Regions from separate parts of the Mus musculus genome. Here all the other regions are linked to region 2. Evidence: chromatin loops called from intact Hi-C (ENCODE). Cell type or tissue: heart. All regions are shown on one strand.

What was found. A loop is a pair of places that touch in the nucleus more often than their neighbours do. Peaks named below come from ENCODE experiments on the same cell type or tissue, not always from the same donor. Only the 100,000 strongest peaks of a DNase experiment are listed, where the experiment ranks them.
Region 1: it touches region 2 in a loop (4-fold over the local background); 4 of 42 quality-filtered maps call a loop at or near these places.
Region 3: a loop joins it to region 2, with 2.3 times the contacts of the local background. A loop is called at or near these places in 5 of 42 quality-filtered maps.

What each region holds. Positions count from the first base shown.
Region 1 is chrX:13,205,099-13,213,098 of GRCm38, forward strand. No RefSeq gene overlaps it. Among named protein-coding and RNA genes, the nearest start is that of 2010308F09Rik, 39 kb to the right of the region's middle. In heart, a CTCF peak has its summit at 3,112 (motif pointing left); a DNase peak (open chromatin) is centred at 2,983; H3K4me3 peaks cover 997 bases; H3K27ac peaks cover 1,192 bases; H3K27me3 peaks cover 1,707 bases.
Region 2 is chrX:12,870,555-12,878,554 of GRCm38, forward strand. No RefSeq gene overlaps it. Among named protein-coding and RNA genes, the nearest start is that of AA414768, 62 kb to the right of the region's middle. In heart, a CTCF peak has its summit at 3,332 (motif pointing left); a DNase peak (open chromatin) is centred at 3,327; H3K4me3 peaks cover 1,020 bases; H3K27ac peaks cover 616 bases.
Region 3 is chrX:13,030,715-13,038,714 of GRCm38, forward strand. No RefSeq gene overlaps it. Among named protein-coding and RNA genes, the nearest start is that of 5730405O15Rik, 7.3 kb to the right of the region's middle. In heart, no CTCF peak of the experiment used is centred here; no DNase peak of the experiment used is centred here; H3K27me3 peaks cover 361 bases.

The DNA.
Region 1 (8,000 bases), 330 kb after region 2:
ACTGAATGCTGTTCCAGAGGTCCCTGGTTCAATTCCCAGTCCGTACATGACAGCTCACGACTATAACTCCGAGATCTGACACTCACACAGACGTGCATGCAGGTAAAATACCAATGCATATAAAATAAAAATAAGTAAACTATTTTTTTTAAAAAAATTCAATCAAGATCTGACGCCCTCTTCTGGAGTGTCTGAAGACAGCTACAGTGTACTTACATATAATAAATAAATAAATCTTTTTTAAAAAATTCAATCAATGAAATCTCAAAGAGATAACTGATCACTAAAATTGATATCTTCCCAGGGCTGAAGACTATACAGCTCAGTGGTAGGGGGCTTTCGTAGGGGGTTCAAGAGCCTGAGTTCCACCCTAAGCAGTGGAAAGAGAGAAGGGAGGGGGGTGTCTCAAGAGATGCAGGGGACAGAAGGAGGGAGGGGGAGCTAGAGTGAGAAAACCGACTGGGTAGCACAGGCCTGTAGTCCGACCCATGAAGAATTAGGCCATGGCCAGTCTGGGCTCCATACTTCCAAGCTGGCTTGGGCAAATGAGATTCTGTTTCAAACAAAACAAAATAGATAAATAACAATAAAAAGGAATAAAAGCAGCTGTATTTCTTCTTGGACTACTATCCAGAGTTAGAGAGAGAAAGTGAAGGCCTGGCAGGCAGGGCTAGGGGTTTGGTTTCCAGGGCAAGTGAAGGCCAGGGTTGCCTTGGGATGCCCATGGGGTCTTCAGAAAAGTACCACCTGTGCTCCTTTGTGTCAGTACCAGAGGTCAGACCCCCTCTCCCTTTGCTATTTTCATTATGGATTCAGATACTTGAAGATTTCTTTTACAAAAGGGCAGCCTTTCAGACCTGCCCCCTGCCACCAGGCCTGCAGTGTCTCTGGGTAAGCAACTGGAAATTCGGTAACAAACATACCTGGGGGTGGATTAGTTTATGTATGCTCCTACAAGAAAACAGACCAACTTTATTGATTGTTGTGGCACAGACACACACACACACACACACACACACACACGGAGAGAGAGACACACACAGACAGAGAGACACAGAGAGAAGGAGAGATGAAAGAGAAAGAGAGAGTGGTGTGATACGTGTGTAATTTCAGAATTTGAGATGTGGAGGGAAGAGGACTGGAATGAGTTCAAGGCCATCTTGGGCTACTTGATTCCCTGTCTCCAAAACAAAACCAGACAACAACAATACAGAACAAAGAACAAAACTCAAAACCTAATAAATAAATAAATAAATAAATAAATAAATAAATAAATAAATAAATTAAAGAAAGAAAGAAAGAAAGAAAGAAAGAAAGAAAGAAAGAAAGAAATGACTCTAGCTGGGCTGTGGGAGACTGTTTGCTCCTGAAAGGTCTGGATTACACGTCCAGTGGCCTTGGAGAACCAGGCATTCCTGGAAGGAGGGCTGGGAATGGAATTAGGATGGGAGAGAAGTGGGAGGAGAGAAATAACAAACCAAGACAAAGTTTCTCTGACCATGGCTCAAATTGTAATTTTTCAGCTCTGCATTTCTATAGGCAAAACCACAAAACGGAGCCCCTTTGTTTCAGCTGGGTTTGAGTTGCAAAGGAAGCTCTCAGCAGCTCAGCGGGCGGGCAGTCTCTTTCCGCTTGGGCAGGACGCCTGGCTCCAGCGGTGGCGACTTGTTTAGCCAACTCAAGGCTGGGGGAAGGGCCCACATTCCTACCCTGTAAAAGAGAAAAACACAACCAAACAGCACCACAAACAACAGATTACAGGATTGCCACCCCAGGAGTCTTTGGGTTTGTTTGTTTGTTTTTAGATGACTTTTTTCTTTGGTAAGAATGTTTCATTTGTGTCTATGGCCTTGGAGTTAGAAGAGGACATGGGATCCCCTAAGACTAGAGTTACAGCCGGTTTTGAGTAGTTATGTGGGGGCTGGGAATGGAACCCGGGTTCTCTGGAAGAGCAGCCAGTGCTCTTAACAGGTCACCAAGCCATCTCTGGAACTGTCCTGTAACCACCTTTAAAATGCACATTTTGGTGAGGGGAGACTAGCATAACTCTAGATCTAGGGGTAACAATGACTGTGGCCTCTTAGGACATAGTACTTATGTGCCCACATACACAAATAAAAATAAAAACAGTAACAACAACAACAACAAAATAATCCAGCTCAGAGAGCTGGGGCTGTGTCTCAGTTGCAGAGTGCATGGCCGAAGAGTCCCCATTAGATCCCGTATCACCAGAGTAAGGGTTAACCAGCAGAATCCCTTGGCGGGTTGGGGTTACTAAAGTGTGTCCCAAAGATTACACCATCATACCATCATACAATAGATCTCCCGAAAGGAATTTATTTGGGTGGGAAGAGATGGGCTAGCCCAGACAACAAGAGACAGAGAGACAGGGTGAAAGAGTAGGCCGCGATGGGGGGGGGGGGCTGGCTTTTAAATGGTATGCCCGTGGCATTTGGCAGCTGGTGATCATAAAGCTGCTGGCCCTGAGGCGCTGAAGGCAGGCTGGGCCACAACCAGTACCGGCCACAGAAACCAGCTGTTGGCAGAAGTATCGGACCTGCAGTCTGGGATGGTGTGCCCACCCTGGGGCGTGGTCCCACCTGGTCACAAGTAAGATGCCTCCAGCCCTGACCCCACATCATCTACTCACGCAGCTCCCCTGTCCCAGCCAACAGCAACTTGTTCGCCCTGGGGTCTTACTTCTGTTAAGAGTCCCTACCAAAGGCCTGGGGCAAGGGTCTCTTCCTGATCTCCATAGGAGTCTCTGGTCTCACAATGTTTCTGTGTGGGTTCAGTGGTGACGAGGATTAGTTATGGATACACAGAGGCTGTGACACCTGCCAGCTCTGTGCTACTTCCTTTAAGGGCCTGGCCCCACAGCCACGTGGACCTTTGTCCATAGGGGTGGCGAGGAAGCCACACTGTTCCAGCAACCTGATCTTTAACAGAACAGCATCTGTCAGGACTCCGCGGCTCTCTGCCTGGCCAAGCCGGCACACTTTTTGTTGCCAAAGATGGGTGGTGTCACCGGAAGTCTAAGGGAGTGTGGTTCGGAAATCCCCTTGGAAAACCAGCTCTTGTGCCAGACCTCGCTTGACGTTAGGCTCTGCTGCCCTCTAGTGGCCGCAGGGTGGCATGAACCACGAGGGGTTGGAGACGTCTGCTCAATGGCTTGGGAAGTGGGGGAAGGGAACTGTGGCGGTTGCGCAGATCCAAGTGCTTTGTACCCACGACATCTTAGATTCTGCTGCGTCCCCCAACCCCCGATTTTTTTGCCCTTTGTTAATCAGAACTCAAAAAGCACCTAACCCTTTTACATATCCAGAGCACGAAGCCGGAACTAAGGCTCAAGCATCGGGCTCCTTGTTTGCTGGAATCCCCCAAAATGAACGTAACTGTCATACCATACATGTGTGTAAAATTGGAGAAAGGGGATGATATGAGCTTAATTGGTTAAGTGGTGGCTGGTGTATATCTGTAATCCTGCCACTACAGGGGCACAGACAGGGGATTCCCTGTGAGTTCTATGCCAGCCTGAACTATCCCAGTTTAAAAACAGAACTCTGCTATCTCCCCCACTATGACTCTCCCTTTGTCCCATTCCCACAGGCTAAGGGACTTCTGGATCCTGAGAACTCGAGTTGGCGATACAGTTGGAATGACTTTAATGGACCATTATATTTCCATATATAGGAATTACTGGCCATCTTAGGACAGGAATGCTTTCCAGGAATAATCTGCCTGCCCACCTGGTAACGCCACCCTGAGCCACAGCAGTTGGAAAGTAGGTGGTGGAAGAGAAACAGTGTTTCAAGTATTCAGAGCCAAAAGAGGGTCTGTGAAAAGTTATCCCAGCTATTAGTTATGAGACTGAGAGAGATGCCTCAGTGCTTTACAGTACTAATGGCTCCTCCAAAGGACATGGGTTCAATTCCTGGTCCCCATATGGTGGGCTCCCAATTATCTGTAACTCCAGTTCCAGGGGATCCACTGCCCTCTTCTGACCTCCTCAAGATCTGCATGCAGGTGGCACACAGACATGGAGGCAAATCACCCAGCCACAGTGAGACCTCATCTCAAAAGATTCAAAGAAAAGAGGGCTGTGGGAATGGTGTTGACATCAAGGATTTGAATAGAGAGCACCAGCCCAAATCATCATGGTCAAATTAATTAAAGCAAGCTTACCCCCTGCCCTACCCCCGCCTCCACTCACACAAGAGTTTTTCTCTGTAACAGTCCTGACTGTCTTTGAACTCACTCTGTAGACCAGGCTGGCCTCGAACTCAGAGAGCTGTCTGTCTCTGCCACCGGGGTGCTAGTATTAAAGGTGGGGGCCACCATAGTCCACTGCAAACCTGCAAGCTCTTTTTTTTTTTTTTTAATTCATGTGTATACATGGGTTGCCTCCTCTAAGGTGGAATTCAAGGAGTCAGCCTTGGATGTGAGGGAGATAATGTTTTTATAGCTTAGGGGTAGGGGCTTTCCAAATGGGGGATACGACAGGCAAACAGGCAGGGTTACAGAAGCAGAGCAGAGCATAAGAAATTGGTCTTGGGCTGGTGAGATGGCTCAGTGGGTAAGAGCACCCGACTGCTCTTCCAAAGGTCCAGAGTTCAAATCCCAGCAACCACATGGTGGCTCACAACCATCCATAACGAGATCTGACTCCCTCTTCTGGAATGTCTGAAGACAGCTACAGTGTAACTTACATATAATAAATAAATAAATAAATAAATAAATAAATAAATAAATAAATCTTAAAAAAAAAAAAAGAAATTGGTCTTAACAACTTTTGAAACAAGGACATGGTTGCAAGGTGGTCATAATAACCTTTTGAAACAAAAAAATAGGGTTGTCACATGGTCATAACTTTTTGGAACAAAGGCACAGTTGCTGTTTCCTGGAACAAGCAGTATAGAACCATTTGAAGGAAAGGTTACAAGTGGGGCATAGCCCAATCCTTGAGAAACAGTTTTAGCCATAAATACGATGGAGGCAGGATGGTTCATCAAGGGTGCAGCAGGCAAGAACACTACCTGCTCTTGCAGAGGATCCAGGTTTGATTCTCGGGGTCCATGTGGCACCTTTAACTCCAGTTTTAGGGAATCCAATGGTGTCAGCTACACACAAGGTGACATACATGCCCGCAAAACACTCATACGCATAAACATTAAACAAACAAAACTTAAACTATCAGAAAGGGTTGGGAAACATTCCCTCCTAGAGGCCTAGGAGACAGAGTTGAAATGCTGACGTCACATGCTGAATCCTGAACCATGTAAGGTTCTAAAAGGCTCTCTTTCTTCGGCTAGAAGCAGCCAACAATCACTGGGGGAGGAAACTGACCAGCTGCCAAAAGGAGATCTCTCAGACCTGTCCAATTGTCCATCTGTCCAGTTAAGCAGAGGACTTCAGGGTTCAGGATTTGTCACTGGTGTTTGGATGGGTTCTTATGGAATGCATCTGCTTTGTAGTCACCCCTGCTCCTGTAAGTAACCCCTTGCCATACACTTGTTAAAAACCCCAGTAAAACTATGATTTTCAGTAGTTCATCAAGCTGGACTTTGGTGCAATCAGTACATTGGTCTGTCACGGGTTCTCTGTCTAGGGTAAGTAGAGAGGTGTGTGTGCTTGCTCTTTACCTTGGAGAGGTCTTACACGGCAGAACTCAACAATGCAATAGATAAAATAGCAGCTGACTTTGTGATGAAATTCGTTCTCCCCCCACCCTGCTTGTAGTCCTGGCTGACCTTGAACTTGTGGCAAGCCTTCTGCCCCATCAGTGTGCTTACACTTAACTTTTGTTCTTTCTTTTTAATTCTCATTTCCTTTCATTTGGAGGAACAGTTTTACCCTCTCTCTTTTCAAAAATTACATTTATTGCCACATGTCTTTAGGCCCAGCACTCAGGAGGCAGAGGCAGGTAGATTTCTGAGTTCAAGGACAGCCTGGTCTAGAGAGTTAGTTCCAGGACAGCCAGGGCTACACAGAGAAACCCTGTCTGGAAAAACCAAAAGCAAACAAACAGATTCCCTTTATGAGTGCCACAGGGGACAGCTTTTGAGAGTTGATTCTCCCCTTTTAGCATCTGGGGCCTGGAGACTGAGCTGAGATCGGCAGACTTAGTAGCAAGCGCCTTTACTGCAGAGCCATCTTTCCAACATCATTTTTTTTCTTGAAAGATCTTGCTGCTTAGCCCAGGTTGGCCTGGGGCTAGTGACTGTCCTGCTTCAACCTCCTGAGTGCTGAGATCACACACACACACACACACACACACACACACACACACACACACACACACACTACCACACTTGGGGATTTTTCAGGTATTTCTATAAGTTGTCAAAAGAGACAATGTATTTTTTTTTCTAACTGTAACCAGCTTTATTAAAGATACTTTTCATAAACAATCATGGTATTTCAGGCAGGACATGGGCAGACAATTAACGATATACAAGAACTTTCAAACTCCCTTCTTGTATAGACTACCAAAATCAGAAAGCCACTATAAAACCCAATGAAGTCTTCATTCAATGCTTTGAAAAGGGGGAAGTAGCTTAGGATGAGGGTTGACATTTCACATTTAGGATGTTGTTTAACAACTTTACACAAGCTGACCCTGACTTCCAGGAAACGAACATGGCAGAATTATCAATCAAGAAAATCAAGAAGGAAGACCAAGGCGTGGATACTTCATTCCTCCCTAGAATACAGAATAAAATATCCATGGAAGGAGTTGCAGAGACAAAGTTTGGAGCTAAGACAAAAGGATGGACTATCGAGAGACTACCCCACCCAGGGATCCATCTCATAGTCAGCCACCAAACCCAGACACTATTGCATATGCCAGCAAGATTTTGCTGAAAGGATCCTGCTATAGCTGTCTCTTGTGAGGCTATGCCGGGGCCTAGAAAACACATAAGTGGATGCTCACAGTCATCTATAGGATGGATCACAGGGCCCCCAATGGAGGAGCTAGAAAAAGTACCCAAGGAGCTGAAGGGGTCTGCAACCCTATAGGTGGAACAACAATATGAACTAACCGGTACCCCAGAGCTCGTGTCTCTAGCTGCATATGTAGCAGAAGATGGCCTAGTCGGTCATCATTGGGAAAAGAAACCCCTTGGTATTGCAAACTTTATATGCCCCAGTACAGGGGAATGCCAGGGCCAAGAAGTAGGAGTGGGTGGGTAGGGGAGCAGGGCGGGGGGAGGGTATAGGGAACTTTTGGGATAGCATTTGATATGTAAATAAAGAAAATATCTAATAAAATAGAAAAAATAAATTGTGACAATTTTTTTGAAACACACCAAAAGAAGGTTTTGTGTGTGTGTGTGTGTGTGTGTGTGTGTGTGTGTGTGTGTGTGTGTGTTGTGTGTGTGTGTGTTTGAGACAGGGTCTCACCGTTTAGTCACCTTGAACTCACAGACATCCTCCAGCCTCTGCCTTCTGAGAATTAAAACCATGAACCACCATTCCCTGCAGAGGAAAGAAAGTTTAAATAGAGGTAATATATGATCCTTTTGCCTGATAAAACAATGGGGGAAATTTAATTTAATTTCATACTGGTTTTTGCCTCAGCTATCTCTTATCTTTTTATTTGTGAACCTAGCCTTTAACGGCTAAGCCATCTCTCTAGCCCAAGTCAGTTAGCTCTTAACACCAACATCAAAATACTGAAAAGGTGAAACCTGCAAGGATTCTCAGGCCTCTCCAGAATCCTTGCTGGCAATGTCCATCTTTGAATGTTTCTCACAGAATTGGTATTGGAGAGGGGGCTCACTGTTTAAGAGGGCATCCTGTTCTTCCAGTGGACCTGAGTCTGTAGGAAGATAAAATATTGTAACTTGTGAGTTGTTTAAGAGCCCACTGCCCCGTCTGGGACTGAGAACAAAGCAGAGCAAGCCCCCAGGCAGGCCAAGGCAGGGCTGTTGATAAGGCATTCCTAAGAACATCTTGACTGTAAAGATGAAAAGGTATTCAAGGACAAATGGGGCTAC
Region 2 (8,000 bases):
AGCAGCACACAGTTTCAATGGCCCACCTAATGCCCACTTTGTCATTTCACAATCTTGGAGAGAAGCAGAGCTCTCCCTGCTTCTCCCTTGGGCCTGAGACGTGCAGTGGTAACTCTCCTAAGAGTCTCTTCCCTAAGCCTGGTTCCTAAGGTGACCTGCTCAGGTCACACTGTCCCTTTTCCAGACCTCTTCACTTGGGTGAGACCTGTGACAAGGCTCTGAGAAAGAAAAGTTGCTGTTACCATCATTGAGGAGAACTTCCCACTGGGGGCCCCCTCAGCCACCTTGTTCCTGGCCCTTTCTATTCTGTTGGAATAGGCAGGTTATACTCAGAAGTAAAGCGGCCACATTAAAGCTCAAAGCTGAACATGAATTCATAATAGCTGGGAGGATCCTTAAGTGCCCAGGATACCAAAGAGATTGTGTGTCACCCTGGCCTGCCTTCCCTTGAACCCGTTAAAAAAAATCATGTAAGAAAAACAAACCCCTATGAGCTGGGAAAATATCTTAGTGGATAAGAGCAGTTTCTGTGAAAACATGAAGACGCGAGTTCAAATTGCCAGCACCCGTATAAATAGCTGGGCATGACTGCACATGCCTGAAACCCCAGCACTATGGTGGAAAGGAGAGACAGGAGGGCTGATAAGGTATATTAGCAGCTAGACTAGCTCCAGATTCAGTGAGAGACCCCCGTCTCCAAGGGAATATGGTAGAGAGTGATGGAGTGGGAGACCTGTTGTCCTCCTCCAGCCTCCATGAGTGGGAATTGTCATGGCTACTCACATACATATGTACATACACAACATATATGTAACACACTGGAGTGCAAGGGATACAAAAACAAACTGTAGTCAGGCATGGTGGCACGCACCTGAAATCCCAGTACTTAGAAAACAGAGGCAGGAAGATGGCAAGTTCAAGGCCAGCCTGGGCTACATAACAAGTTCTAAACCAGTCTAAAACAAAGTCCTGTTTGATTAAAACCCAATTCCTACCCTCTGCAGCTGAATAACTGGTATGGTTGTACAGTGAGCTTAACCTTTTCCAAAATGAAAGTTTGGGCTTGGTGAGATGGCTCAGTGGGTAATGTGCTCGCCATCAGGAAAATGTGAAGACCTAATACAATACCTAGAGTTAATGGCAAGCCAGGTGCATGGCTGTTATCCCAGCAACCCAACTGGGAGATGGGAGAGGGAGACAGGAGACTCCTGGAAGCCCATGGCCCGCTAGCCTGACATACGAAGCAAAGCAAAAACCAACAGATTCTGCCTCTAACAGGATGGAGTCCTCCGACTGCCACATACACACATACACCCACAACACACACACATACACAACACACAGAGAGACACATAGCACACACACAACAAATGTTGTAAAATAATTCATGTACAGACTATATGTATACTCATATATGACTGAGAAATCCAGTAGAAATTCCCTGTGTACTTCCTCCTGGTCTCTGTTCTGTTCCCTTGGCCTGGAGCAGCCCACTGTCCTGACTTGTCAGGAAATATTTTCCAGGTTTGATGTCATTCCTTTTAGTAAGTTACTGATTTGTTTGTTTATTGAGTCAGGGTCTTTCTATATAGCTCTGGTTGTCCTGGATCTTGCTGAGTAGGCCAGGCTGGCCTTGGATCTAGAAAGCTCCACCTGCCTCTACCTCCCACGTGCTGGGATTCAAGGCATGCGCCACCACTCCTAGCCCTGTTATTCCTTTTAAAAATGAAAGCTGCCTACTCTGGCCGCTTATTTCTTCATTTCTTTGTTTCAGACAGGGTCTTGCTGAGTAGCTCAGGCGGTCCTCAAACTCAAGATCTTGCTGATTGTGCCTTGCAAGCCTTGGGGTTACAGGTATGCACCACACTTGGCTTTCTCAGATGTATTTTTATAATTTTCTTTTTATTTTTAAAGATTTATTTATTTATTTATTTTATTTATTTATTTATTATATGTTAGTACACTGTAGCTGTCTTCAGACGCACCAGAAGAGGGCGTCAGATCTCATTACGGGTGGTTGTGAGCCACCATGTGGTTGCTGGGATTTGAACTTCGGACCTTCGGAAGAGCAGTCGGGTGCTCTTACCCACTGAACCATCTCACCAGCCCCCTTTTTATAATTTTCAAGGTTTGTTTTTATTTGTGTGTACATGCTGAGCATGTGTACACACGTGGGGGGCAGGTGACTGAGCTGGACATAGGTACTGAGAGCCAAGAGCAGCATACTCTTGCCTGGTAAATCGTCTCCCGTCCCCTATTTTATTTCTATTTACTTTTGAGACATGGTCTCACTATGTGGTAGTGGTTAGATAGCCTTGAACTCACTATGTAGCAGACTGTCCTAAAAACTTGCAGTAATCCCGCCGCCCCTGGCTCCTTTGTGCTGGAATTAGAGAATTACCGTCATGCCTGTATGCTTTTAATAAAAAGAAAATAATAATGGTAACACTAGGTCCTCTCCATCAGACTTCATTATGCTGACAGTAAACTAATTTTTTTTTTTAAAAAAAGCAAAACCCAAAGGGCCAAATAGATTGGGAGAGTAACAGCAGCAGAACTTTGGGGGTGAAGATGCAAAACACATAGGGAAATGGACCGCAGGGGCTGAATCCAAGAAGCAAACTGACCTTTTGTTAAGCTTCAGAAAGACTCTGGATTTGGATGGGGGGCCCAACTCTAGCTTATGAAACTGGGGTGTAGGTGAAGCTGGAAAATAAGAAGCCATATTGAAAACAGTTGGGTCAGTGTGAATCCGGTTTGGAGATAGAAGCAGTGTAAACAGGACGCTGCTGCACAGAGAACCAGGACCGCAATAGCACATACTCAGCAGGTGCTGCTGAGCGACACCCCTAGGCTGAACAGAAGGGATTTAATGTACTGACTAATGTATTGCATCAACGAGTTGACTAATTAGGAAGTTGTTCGGTAGGCATTGAAAGCACACAAAGAGAACTCTGAGAAAGAAGGTATCATGGAGACAGTAACCACAGGAGGCAGTGATAATCCTCAAGGCTGGGGAAACAAAGAAGAGAGTGGAATTATTAAAAAGCAAACAACAAAAAAAATAAGTATGTCAGAGAAGGGTCCCAAAGGACTGGAACGTAGGACCCACCCCCACGCCCCCAAAGCAGGGCGTTGCTGCACGCACAGGTTCAAGTGTCCCTGGGATGAGGGTGTGATAAGGTAGCTCAAGCACTGCAGACCTGCCTTGCTGCAGGGAAACGCAGCTGCTGGAGCGTTTAAGCCAGGCTGGGCTGCGGCAGGCTGGAGTGGGAAGCTGGTCCCTCTTCCTTTGCTAGCCGCTGCTTCCCTCTACTGCCCTCTACGGGTGAAGTCTAGCAAGGACCAGCCAGCAAAATCAATGCGGCTAGCAGACTCCGCCCAGCCAGCACAAAGCCAGACAGAAAAGGGTGGATTAGAGCCAGAAGACAAAACAGTAATTATTGACAGTGTGTGTGTCAGGAGCCATAGATTCCCAGCCTCAGAGATGTAACGGCTCCCCCGACCCCTGCCGCATGCCGAACAATCTGTGTGTGCGCCTGTGTGTGTGTGTGTGTGTGTGTGTGTGTGTGCGCGCGCGCGCGCGCGCGGGGATGTGTTTAAAGGGTGTTGTCACTTGACTGGGGCATATTAAGCATTGCTGAACGAGGGATTCTACATCAAGAATGAGGAGTAATTGAGGGTGAAATGACCCTCAGCCCTCATCGTCCGGTCACCTTCAATGGAAGATATCACCTGTCATCAGCATGCCAGAAAGCTGCATTTCTCAGGCACTGACAGCTTTAGACACCAGAATAGTGGTCTAAACTGGGTTTCAGCAAACGTCATACCAAACAACCCTCATCAGACTCTCTTCTAATCCTGTCCTTAGGTTCTAATCTTATAACCTGGAACTAGTATATACCCCAGGAAACCCACTACATCAAGACAGAACATAAAACATTGACTATAAAATCATTTGGAAGAAAAAGAATCCATTGAGAGATGTAGCCACTTCAACAGTTAATATTTTCTGAGAAATAGGAGATGATATTGCAACCACATAAAAACACCTAAGGGAGCCGGGTGGTGGTGACTAACGCCTTTAATCCCAGCACTTGGGAGGCAGAGGCAGGCGGATTTCTGAGTTTGAGGCCAGCCTGGTCCACAGAGTGAGTTCCAGGACAGCCAGCACTACACAGAGAAACCCTGTCTTGAAAAACCAAGAACCAAACCAAACCAAAACAAAACCACCTAAGGGATAGGAAAAGTCCCCTGGAGATTTGAAAAGAAAAGAGAAGAAAAGAAAAGGAAAGGAAAGAAAAGGAAAGGAAAGAAAAGGAAAGGAAAGGAAAGAAAAGAAAAGAAAAGAACTGACTAGAATACATGAAAAACTCAACGGTCAGATTGAAAGCTAAGGTTGAGTAAATCTCTCAAATATGAAACCGTACCCAACCATGGTGGCACAAGCCTTTAATGTCAGCCCTCAGGAGGCAGAAGCAGGTAGATGTTTGTTCCAGGAGAGCTGGAGCTCTACAATGAGACCCTCTTTCAAAATATTTTTAATTAATTAATTAATTAAAAACATACAAAAGAAGGCCCGGAGATGTAGTTCAGTTAGCAGAGTTCTTGCCTTATAATAAATGCTGGCTAGATGGGTGGCTCAGTGGTTGGGTGCTTTCCACCCCCCACATCCAGTGGGTCACATCTGCCCGGAATACCAATTCCATGTGTACACCTCCTCCCTCACACATAGAGCATCATCCAAAACAAAATCAGTATTTTAAAAATGCCAAGAAAAATGAATTCCAACAGAGACTTCTGGACCTGTAACAAGAACCCATTAACGGGACTAATTAACAACATGTTTAGATAAACAATCTCAAAAACTTGACCTCCCATGCCCTGAGTCCTCAAGAGCTAGCAGAGCTGCTCCAGCAAGGAAGAAAGATCCTTAAGAGGAGGAGTGTGGTGATGGGAGCTCCCAGGGTGACAGTGGATGAGACTCACAGCCCACCAGGGTGCAAGCCCTGCAGGCAGGTCCAGTGATAGGAAAGCTGGATGCTGAAGACTAACGGATGAGCACAGAAGGGCTGAGAGGTAGCTCAGGAGTGAGTATAGGCTTATTTCTGCATGAAGCCCTGGCTTCTATTCTCAGCAGTGGAAGAAAGAGAGGGAGGGACGGGGAGGGGGAACTAAGGAAAAGGAAGAGAGAATGGTACTATATAGCCTCACCGTGAAGCACATTTATACAATTATAATGATGTAAAGGTTCCATGTTGGTTTAGTCAAAATGATGATGCAACTTGATTGGGGGCTCGAGGACTGGCAGTGTGGCACTGTTTATGGGAACAGTAATTTTCTTTTGTACATTTAGATGTCCCTGTACAGGTCAGGGCAACACTACCCTCATGTGCGCAAAGTACAAGAAGAATCTATTACCAGAGGAGAAAATGGTTGCCTTGGGGAGTAGGAGAAAAAGGATGGATAATTTTGGTGAAAATGAAACAACCTACATTTGAAATATAAGAAACGGAAATTGAAAAAACGTTTTTAAAAGAAAAAGAGCCAGACTGGAGAGATGGCTCAGTGGTTAAGAACACTGACTGCTCTTCCAAAGGTCCTGAGTTCAAATCCCAGCAACCACATGGTGGCTCACAACCATCTGTGACGAGATCTGATGCCCTCTTCTGGTGTGACTGAAAACAGCTACACTGTATATATATATATATATATATATATATATATATATATATATATATATAGTAAATAAATAAATCTTTAAAAGAAAAAGAGCCAATTATTAACTCCAAGGAAAACCAAATTTATTTAAGAAAGGAAAGAATGTTGACTGTTCAGCTATGGATTCTAGTTACATAAAATGTTGCCTCTGTTCTCTTGGCTTCCCAGCTTTGTGGAGTCTGCCAACAGACTCTTTGTGGCCTCTGATTCTTAGGTGGGTGTCCACCCCCCAGGATCCTCAGCAGGACAACAAAGGGATGGAGGGTTGTGATTCTTGCCTCTGTTTAGGGCACTGGCTTCTAAGGGTGGCCCCACACCTCGGCCAACACCTATAGCTACTATCTGGCACCTATCTCTACAGCTCTCTAGCTCCAGGTTCTCCAGGGCCTAGTGATGGCATCGGTGTGCCCAAAGTCTCACCAGCCAGGTCTCTAGTGGTTTCCCTAGGCCTTGCCCACATTTAATGAATAGTTCCTATTTGATTCTTCTCAAATTACCCATTCGGAGTGTGCCGTCTGCTTGGACTGTGACAAAATGACTGAGAACCAAAGAGTCAATCTGCATTTGGCAGTCTCCGAAGAGGGCATACAGATGGAAGGGTGGCAGAGGCAGGCGGAGCTCTGTGATTGCCAGGCTAGCCTGGTCTACAGTTGGGAAAAACAGTGTTAAATGAGTATCAGTCATTTCTTTTTCTCTTTCTTCTTCTACTTCCTTTTTTTTTTTAAAAAAAAAAAAAAGACAGGTTTTCTATAAACCATACTGACCTTGAACTTTAAATTCCTGATCCTCCTGCTTTTACCTCCAGAATGCTGGAATTAGAAGCATGCCCTGCCACATCAGGTTCACATGCTGGGGTGGGTGGAACCCAGGGCCTTGTGAATTCTCAGCAAGTGCTCTAAGAACTGAGCCCCAGCCTCAGATCTAGTCAATTCTTTTCTGTTAGAAAAGATAAAAACAAGAATCATAGAACAAAAAGGGTTTTGTTAAGCTGTTTTTTTCCTCTATCATGTGTGTGTGTGTTTGTGTGGTGTGTGTGTGTTATGTGTGTATTTGTGTGGTGTATATTTATGAGAGAGAGAGTAGGAAGAGAGGAAGAGAGAGAAGAGGGAGAGAGAGGAGGGAGGGAGGGACAGAGGGACAGAGAGAGAGGGTGGGGAGGGGGGAGGGAAGGAGTGGGGTGGGTGGAGCGGGGTGGGGTGGGGGAGAGATGTGTTCCTTATTGTGTATTAGGCTCAAAGGAGATTGACATGGACTATTCTAAAAGAATGGTGGCTATTGACAGGGCAGACAAATATCCCTAGCAAATGAGGTTAAAGGACTGTGTTCATCTCTGCAGATGCAGTTCAATTTGAAATGACTGAGCAGAGGAATAATTCTCTGCGTCAATGGGAGGCACTGCCAGGTGACCAGCTCGGCTCAGCTCCAGCTCTGTTTACCCTGCAGTGTGAGGCTCCTGGCTCTCCAGTTCTTCCAGCAAGGAATGCAGAGCCTTTGGGGGGTGCGGGGGGGGGGGAGAGAATCTATTGCTTTATCATGGAAGCTACTACCCACAAAGAAACCTGAAGAGTTCTTCAGGGTGGGGCTAGGGGCACATCACAAGGTGAGCAAGTATCGAGTAGAAGTCACATTCAGTGACACAGAAATCCAGACCTGTCTGCAATGAGCTGAAACTTAAGCCGCTAGGCACGCAATGTTGGGCTGCGGCTATCAGACTGCCTAGAGTCTAAAATGAAAACCCAGCATCTCATAGAAAACACATCGATCTCTTTATGCTAGAGAGATGGAAAACGAAGCCCAGACAAAGGAAATTAACTGAAAAATGTCCTTTGTGCTCTGACCAGGAAAAGAGTTGAAATGAAGGCTCCACAGTACCGGATTTAGCATACATAGCTGACTCTCCATAATTATGCAATTCAGACTATATTATGCAATTTCCATGATTATATGAATATATGCATTGAGAGGAAAATGGGGAATGAAACCAAAACTTCCCACCAACTCCTGTTAAGTAAATCACAGGTTGGTACCAATAATTGCCACGCAACAGAATGTCCATTCTTTGAGTTCATCCCCATTCTAAAACCAAAGAGCAAGGCCACAGCTGTTATCATAAACAGTGATCCATGCTCCCCCGGCTTGAGTTGGATACTCGCAGCTTAGTTCTGAATAGATCATAGATCATCAAGAAAAAGGTTGTTCTTCTGCAGCAATTCGGTTTTTATTTTGCTTGAGGTTCTGGGAATGGGACCCAGAGCCTCTGGGTGGTAGGCCAAGCCATC
Region 3 (8,000 bases), 160 kb after region 2:
AGCCAGGAAATAGATGCACAGATTTTACAGTTTGGGGTGTGTGTGTGTGTGTGTGTGTGTGTGTGTGTGTTAGGAAACAAACCTAGAGCTAAGTAACCATTCTAAACTTAGTTACAGCTCAAGCCTCAACTGATCTCATAGAAGTAGGTAGAATAATGGTTAGCATAAAATCAGGGATATATAAATTACAGGCTAGTCCAACAATGGCTGTTACCAATGGAAAGTTCAAAAATCCAGTAGTTGCTCAGTGCAAGAAGCTGGAAGTCTCAGCTGGTCTTCAGCATACACCAAAACCCCAAAGAAGTAGGCTCTAATGGAAGTGAAGAAATGAATGTGCTAGTGAGAGCAAGAGCAAAAAAGACAAAGAAAAGGCGTCTTTCTTCCATATGTGTTATATATGCTGTCAGCAGAAGGTGTGGCCCAGGTCAAAGATGGATCTTCCCACCTCAAAAGATAAGGATTAAAAGTGGATCTTCCCATGCAAATGATTAATTAATTAAGAAAAAACATCCCTCATAGGTGTGCCTAGCCACTTGGGTTTTAGTTAATTCCAGATGTAGTCAAGTTGACCACCAAGAATAAACATCACAGTTGCCATAGTCTGGGAACAAGGAGGAGCAGTAATCACAGAGAAAGGATATGTGAATATTCAAGCTGGGTGGTGGTGGCACACACCTAAAATCCCAGCACACAGGAGGCAGAGACAGGTGGGTATCTGTGAGTTTGAGACCAGCTTGGTCTCCAAAGACAGTTCCAGGACAGATAAGGCACTTACCCAGAGAAACCTTGTCTTAAAAAACAAACATAAAGAAAAAAAAAAGAAGAAAAATAAAAAGAAATAAAAAAGAAAAACAAAACAAACAAAACAAACAAACAAACAGGCCAGGCGTGGTGCCGCACGCCTTTAATCCCAGCACTCGGGAGGCAGAGGCAAGCGGATTTCTGAGTTCGAGGCCAGCCTGGTCTACAAAGTGAGTTTCAGGACAGCCAGAGCTATACAGAGAAACCCTGTCTCGAACACCCCCCCCCCAAAAAAAACAGCAAGTGACTATTCAAAAAAAAAAAAAAGAAGAGGGAAAGAGGAAATAACAGAGGTAAGAAAAAATAGGTCTGAAGTACCTTGCTCTAATTAGCTTTCTTTCTAGTTAGGTTTCTGTTGCTGTGATAAAACGTTGACCGAACCCAATTTGGGAGAGGAAAGGGTTTATTTGCTTGTAAGTCTCCATCACAGTCCATCGTTGTGGGGACGGCAGGACTGGAACCTGGAAGCAGGAACTGAAACACAAGCCGTGGAGGAGTGCTGCTTACTGGCTTACTCCCTATAACTTGCTTAGCCTGCTTCTTATATAATCCTGGACCATCTGCCCAGAGGTAGCACTGCCCTTGGTGAGCTAAGTTCTTCTGTATCAATCATTAATCAAGAAAATGCCTCCTAAACCTATGTACAGGCCATTGTGATGGAAGCATTTGTCTCAATTGTAGTTCCCTCTTTCCAGGTAACTTTAGCTTGGGTCTAGTTGACAAAAAGCAAGCAAGCAAACAAACAAACAAAAAACCCAGGCAGCATACACTTTCTTAAGAGATTAGCAGGGAGGGCATAGAAGTCATGATGGTGGCTGAGACCACTGGTGGAGAATAATAGAGGCAGACCTCTGGCAGTATCCTCTGGCCTCAACACACATATAACACATGCACCCAGATACAGATGTGCATGTACCTATACACCCCACACACTCAACTTGACATCTGATCAAGAGACAGGCCTTACAAAAGCCCAGCATGCGTGGCCTGGCACAAAAGTTCTGATTTTGGTAGTTGGACCCAAGAATATATACACACTTTTGAAAAGTTCCTGGGCCCCAGTGCTGCTGATCCTACTGTACAGGTTAAGAAACTTGAGTTAGGAGGAATTATGCGGCTTGCCCAAAGTCACATAGCCAATGAGTGTCAGAAACATAGTTTTGAACCCAGAACTACTTTGACTCTGGACCCATCACAACATCATTATACTCTGTTTAATAAAAGCAGACAATCAAATTATAAATAAACTTAAAATCTATGGTTAATTTAGAATAATCATTGTGAATGAACAGGGTTAAGTACTTTTTAGCAACATCTAATTTTTCCCTGCATCCCAAGAGTCTTGAAGATCTAATGTTATGATCTGTTAAATGGTTCCTTAAATAATTTCAACTATTTTCAATATATATAATTATATATATATATATATATATATATATATATATATATATATATACATTTATCATCTGACTGGTAATCAAAGATGGTAATTGTCAAAAGTATAGACAATGCACTGAGAGAAAGCCTTTATTCCACCCGACAAAGTGACAAGTACTTTTAAACTTTATAGCTAATAGTAGTTTAATGCAATCCCCTCAGTGCATTGGCAATGAGTCTGTTAAAATGTTCCATGGCACCTTGCAACAGTTTTCACAGTGGAGTCTTTATGCATTTGCAAAATGAGAGGTGAGGAATGCAGATGAGGCAGCCAAATTCTTCTTCACTCTTACACTTAGGTGCTACTTACTCCAACAATCATATGATTAAGAATAGAGAAATATAACTTCTTCCTTGAGAAATATGTCAAAAGTTATGGCGCTATCGTACAGGTAAAACGAGTCTTTGAAGTATCATTAAATTTTACCAACAGGTAAAGCAATCATTTGTGCACCCAAGATGGGAAAATAATCATCTTTGGATGTTTTAACTCAATCCTTTATCTACTAGTATATGTTTTATAAAGTGCAATTCCAGACGACTGACTTCCTCATACTTGCAGCTAAGGGCTGGCCAATCATTAATTTGTCTCTGGCACAACACTTTATCTTTACTTCACCAGCAAAGTTTTCAGAGTTATTTAGACTAGCAGACAACTTTAGAAAGCTTCTAGATACCTTTTGACACACTAATGAGTTGTAGGTAAGCTCTCTCCACACACAAGCTCTGTTCTATACCATCAACCTGGGCAGCTGTTACACATATAACAAGTGTGACCTTTGGTGAAACAGACATTGTGACTAATTCTAGTTTTAGCCATAATGTGACCAAATGTGATAGCAATTATGCGTTTGTGTTTTGTTTTCATTGTACTATGAAACTTGGTTTGATAGTACTTAGACTAGGAGACCAAAATGGCACTCGAAAACAATGAGTTTTGTTCCTGGATATGTCATTGAATACACAGTATAGAACATCGACAGAATGTCACCCTCACTGTAGTTCAGGGCAATGGCTTATGAAATAAAATCTATGGGTTAATATAATAAGATGATAGGAGGATCCGGGGAGTTCCAGAAATTTCCCATGGCTATCACATCCACAGGGCATAATTCATCAAGCAGAGAGCAGCCATTATAAGTATTCTCAATGAAGTCAAACATGGAAAGTATAGTGAAAGACTCTGAACACGATGGGAACAGAAATAGATGCTGTGCAAAAAACAACCAAATGGAAATTACAGTCTCTATGCATGCGATTAAGAGCAAATATCTGGCTCCAACTTGCTATTAATCTCCTTTGGTTATTTTGGCAATAGCATCCATTTCTGCTTTTGAGACAATGTCTCTCACTGCACACTACTCAATTTGACTACAGTGGCTAGCCAACAAGCTGCAGAGATGCTCTGGTCTCCCCCTTCCCAGCACTCGGGTTCAGACACACACCCCTCCCTTTGACAAGATTGCTGGGGATCAGTCTCAGGTGCTCATACTTGTATGGCAAGCACATTACTTATGGAACCACCTCCCCAGTCACCAACATCAGAGATTTTAAGCAACAAAAATGCATCTAAAATAAAGCGCAATGAGGAAGTATGTTACAAAACACTACGCATACCTTCAGTGACAGTACTGAGAAGTTTTGTGTATGTACACTTAGAATCCTGAGAAGGGAGAAAAGCTGGGCACACAAAAATATTTAAAGAAATGACCCAAAGTATTCTGTAAGGTTTCAAAAATTATCTATGGTGGCTACTTCTGGTTTTCAATGAGTGTGTTTATTATGTAAGCAGCAAGCCAAAGCAAAAGAATAAATAGCAAGTGATAGACAGATGCATTGATAGATACAGAATATTGCCAACCCAGGTACTCAAAACCTGCACCAGTCAGCTAGAGTTCCAGATACAGAGATTCCTGGGCAGAGTAGAGTATCTCCTTGGGTGAGGCTTCCAAGCGAAAGAAGTAATAGCAACATAGAGATAACATCATCAAATCAGGTGCTCACAACATCCATCACAAACCAACTGGGGAAGCGGGGACAGTTGCTTAGCATTCCTAATTGAGCTGTGCTTTCCCTCCATTCTGAGGTTCCCACGGCAGAGCTTCTGGCCTGTCTTTCCCACTGCAGGCAATTTTCTATCATAAACAACAACAACTTCTGTAGGAAACATTTTGCCTTGTAGCTATTGTCAAGGACATGATGTTTTTACTCCTGGGCTGTTTTGCTGTTCTCTCCCCTTCCTGTCACAGAGCAGATAGCCTGTGCTCAGACAATCAGCTTTGGAGGACACTGAGATAAAATAAACACGCTTGGGTCTGAAATGGGCCATGGGGGACGCTTCCAGCACAAGCTTCTCTGTGAGCACACAAACCCCGTGACAATTTACCAATAGATTGTACATTACACAAAGTTTCCAAATTTGATTTTGGAACTCCCGTAAAGCCACCAATCTAAACTGCACAATGAATAACAACATAAAACACAGAGAGAATTGCCACACCAAGACACAGCCAGGTCCAGTTGCCGAAAACCAGCGATACAGAAAACCTGAAAAGGTGCAAGGGAAGACAAGAATATAAACTAAAAGTGACCAAAGCTAAAAGTCACTGTAGACTTCTCTAACTGTGAAATTTATTATAAGGAGTTCTTTAATGAGCTGAAACAGAGGGAAATGTGTCTTCTTACAATTTTCTCCTTAGAAAACATAGCCTTTAAAAACATGGGAGTGTGGGGTTGGGGAGACAGCTCAGTGGGTAAAGTGCTTGTTGCCCAACTCAGACCTAAGTTTAGATCCCTTGCACCCAGGTAAAAACCTTCAAAGCTGGGTTTAACCAGTTTGCAACCTCAGGGATGAGGGGTGGAGACAAATCCAGAAGACTCACTAACATCCAAGCAGCAAGCTCATGCTTGTGTGAGACACTGCCTCAAAAATCAAGGAGGCATAGGTCTCTAGCCTCAGTGGAGACAGGAGGACTTCTGTGAGTTTGAGGTCAGCCTGGCTTACATAGTGATGTTCTAGGCCAGCCAGGGCTACATAGTGAGAGACTTTCTTTAATCAATCAATGAAATCGGATAAACAAGGTAAAGAAGTGATTGGTGAAGAAATTCTAATTTTAACCTCTGGTCTCTTCACATGCCCACTTGGTATGCACACCAATACTCAGTACATACCACACACAAATACACACAAGTCCAATTGTGGAGCTGGAACTAAAGCAGATGGGCAAGGCCTCAACCCTACACAAAGAACTACAGGTAACTAAGAAATGCTGAGAACAGGAGAAATAGTCTTCCCCACTTCCCCAAGGAAAAGCATGACAGTTGGTTATTCAATACCAAATGGTCAGCCATGAAAGCATACATACAAATAAGTAACATTATACAGACTGAGCTACTACACACATACACACACACACACACACACACACATACACACACACACACACACACGAGACAGGGTTTCCTCTGTGTAGCCCTGGCTGTCCTGGAACTCACTCTGTAGACCAGGCTGGCCTCCAACTCAGAAATCCGCCTGCCTCTGCCTCCCAAGTGCTGGGGTTAAAGGCGTGCGCCACCACTGCAGGGCACATTACCAACAATTAAAGAAAAGAAGGACATGAATTTGAAAGAGAGCAGCAATGGGAGGGTGGAGTTGAAAGGAGGAAAGGGAAGAGGAGAAGGATTAATTATATTATAATCTCAAAAAAAAAATAAATAAAAAGCTAGAATAAGAACATATTAAACCTGGAGTGAAGTTGCCAACTGAAAGCAACTAAATAGAAAATGGGGGCTGATGGTTCAGTGGGGCAATGGCACAAGCCTGATGCCCTGAATTCAGTCCCTGAAGCCCATGTGACGGTGGAAGGAGGGAGCTGACTCCACACAGTTATCTTCCACACATGCTCCAAGGCATGTGTGCGCTCCCCACACATCATATATACACAATAATAAACAATAGAATATGGACAAATAATACAAAGATCAATAAACCTAATGCTGGCTCTTTGAAACTATTCATAAAATGGATAACCCTCTAGGTAGACTGATCAAGGAGAAAAGTAAAGAAGAGAAACACAATTGCTATTGAGAATAAAGGAGGACATATCATATAGATGATGGAGATTATACATGTGTGTGTGTGCTTTGTTATGTGTGTGTATCAATGCGTGAGAAAAAGTAATTGTAACTATATCCATAAGAAAAGGCTGGAAAATTGTGGATCTGATCTTAAATTGAACAGACAGACATACCTGCCCTTACGCAACAAGCAACCTTATGATTTTTAAGATTTTTCTGATTCAGATCACTAGCTCTTTGAGAAGGCATTTGTCACAAAATTCCAGCACATAATATCAAAACTATGCAAAGCTCTAGTGGGTTGCTACCATGAGTCATCACAACACAGTCTGGAAAGAGCTGGCAAAGACTGCCTTGTATTTTTATATGAAAGGATATGTTTATTTCAGAAACGCGGGACTGCTAAACAATTTGAAAATAAAGGATATTCACTACATTCACAATACAGAATGGCCTTAAAAGATGACTTTCATAAAATTCATTTAAAGGATATGATACACCCATTCATGATTAGAAAAATCATTTGAAAGCTCCAATTGAGAGATGGGCTTCCCTTAGATGACACAAGAATGGTAGAGAAAACATCAAAAGCTTTGAAAACAAAATCAGAGAAGCTCATGAGCACTGGAATGTAGTTCCTAGCCAGCTGATGAGGCAAGAAAATATGATTAGCCATACTCCAGGAGTATGGGGAACTGAGGAACATCTGTGTGGAAACTCATGTATGTTAAAAAGTTGACAAGGAGTGGGGAAACATGGACTGGAAAACTTTATATTGCAAAAATATCAATTTCCCATGAATCTGCTATGTTTGGTCATTTCTATATTATGTCTTTAAAATGAGGTGGCTGCATTAGTCTTTTGTATTGGTTTAGTCTTGTTTTGAGACTGTCTCTACCTCTTTATATAACCATTGCTGGTCTGAAACTCCCTATATAGATCAGGCTGGCCTCTAATTTGTAGTGATCCTCCTGCCTCTGCCTATTGAGTTTTGGGTTACAGATGTGAGGCATTACACACACACGAAATTTTTTTTCTGAAACTGATTTTAATATTTGATGGTAATAGTGCCACTATTGGAGGTATTAAGATGCTTTGGTGTCAAACTAATTAAAATGGCATTTGGAATAATGAATGGCTTGTCTTGTACTGGCCACCTTTTATTTTTTTAATTTATTTATTATAGCCCTGGCTGTCCTGGAACTCACTTTGTAGACCAGGCTGGCCTCGAACTCAGAAATCTGCCTGCCTCTGCCTCCTGAGTGCTGGGATTAAAGGTGTGTACAACCAATGAATGCCTGGTCATTTTTCTTGTTTTTAAAAAAAAAACTTTTTTAGATTTATTTTTGGGTGAGGGCACACACACCATGGTATGAATGTGGAAGTCAGAGGATAACTTGTGGGAGTCTCCTTCCACCATGTGGGTTTGTGGGATCCAATTCAGGTTTTCTGACTTGGCAGCAAGTGCCTTTTCTTGCTAAGCCATCTTATTTTTCCTGTTTTCTTTTTCTTTCGCTTTCCTTTCCATTTTTTTTTTAAATCTTCTTTTTTTTTAATTTATTTTATTTTTATTATATGTAAGTACACTGTAGCTGTCTTCAGACACTCCAGAAGAGGGAGTCAGATCTCATTAAGGATGGTTGTGAGCCACCATGTGGTTGCTGGGATTTGAACTCAGGACCTTC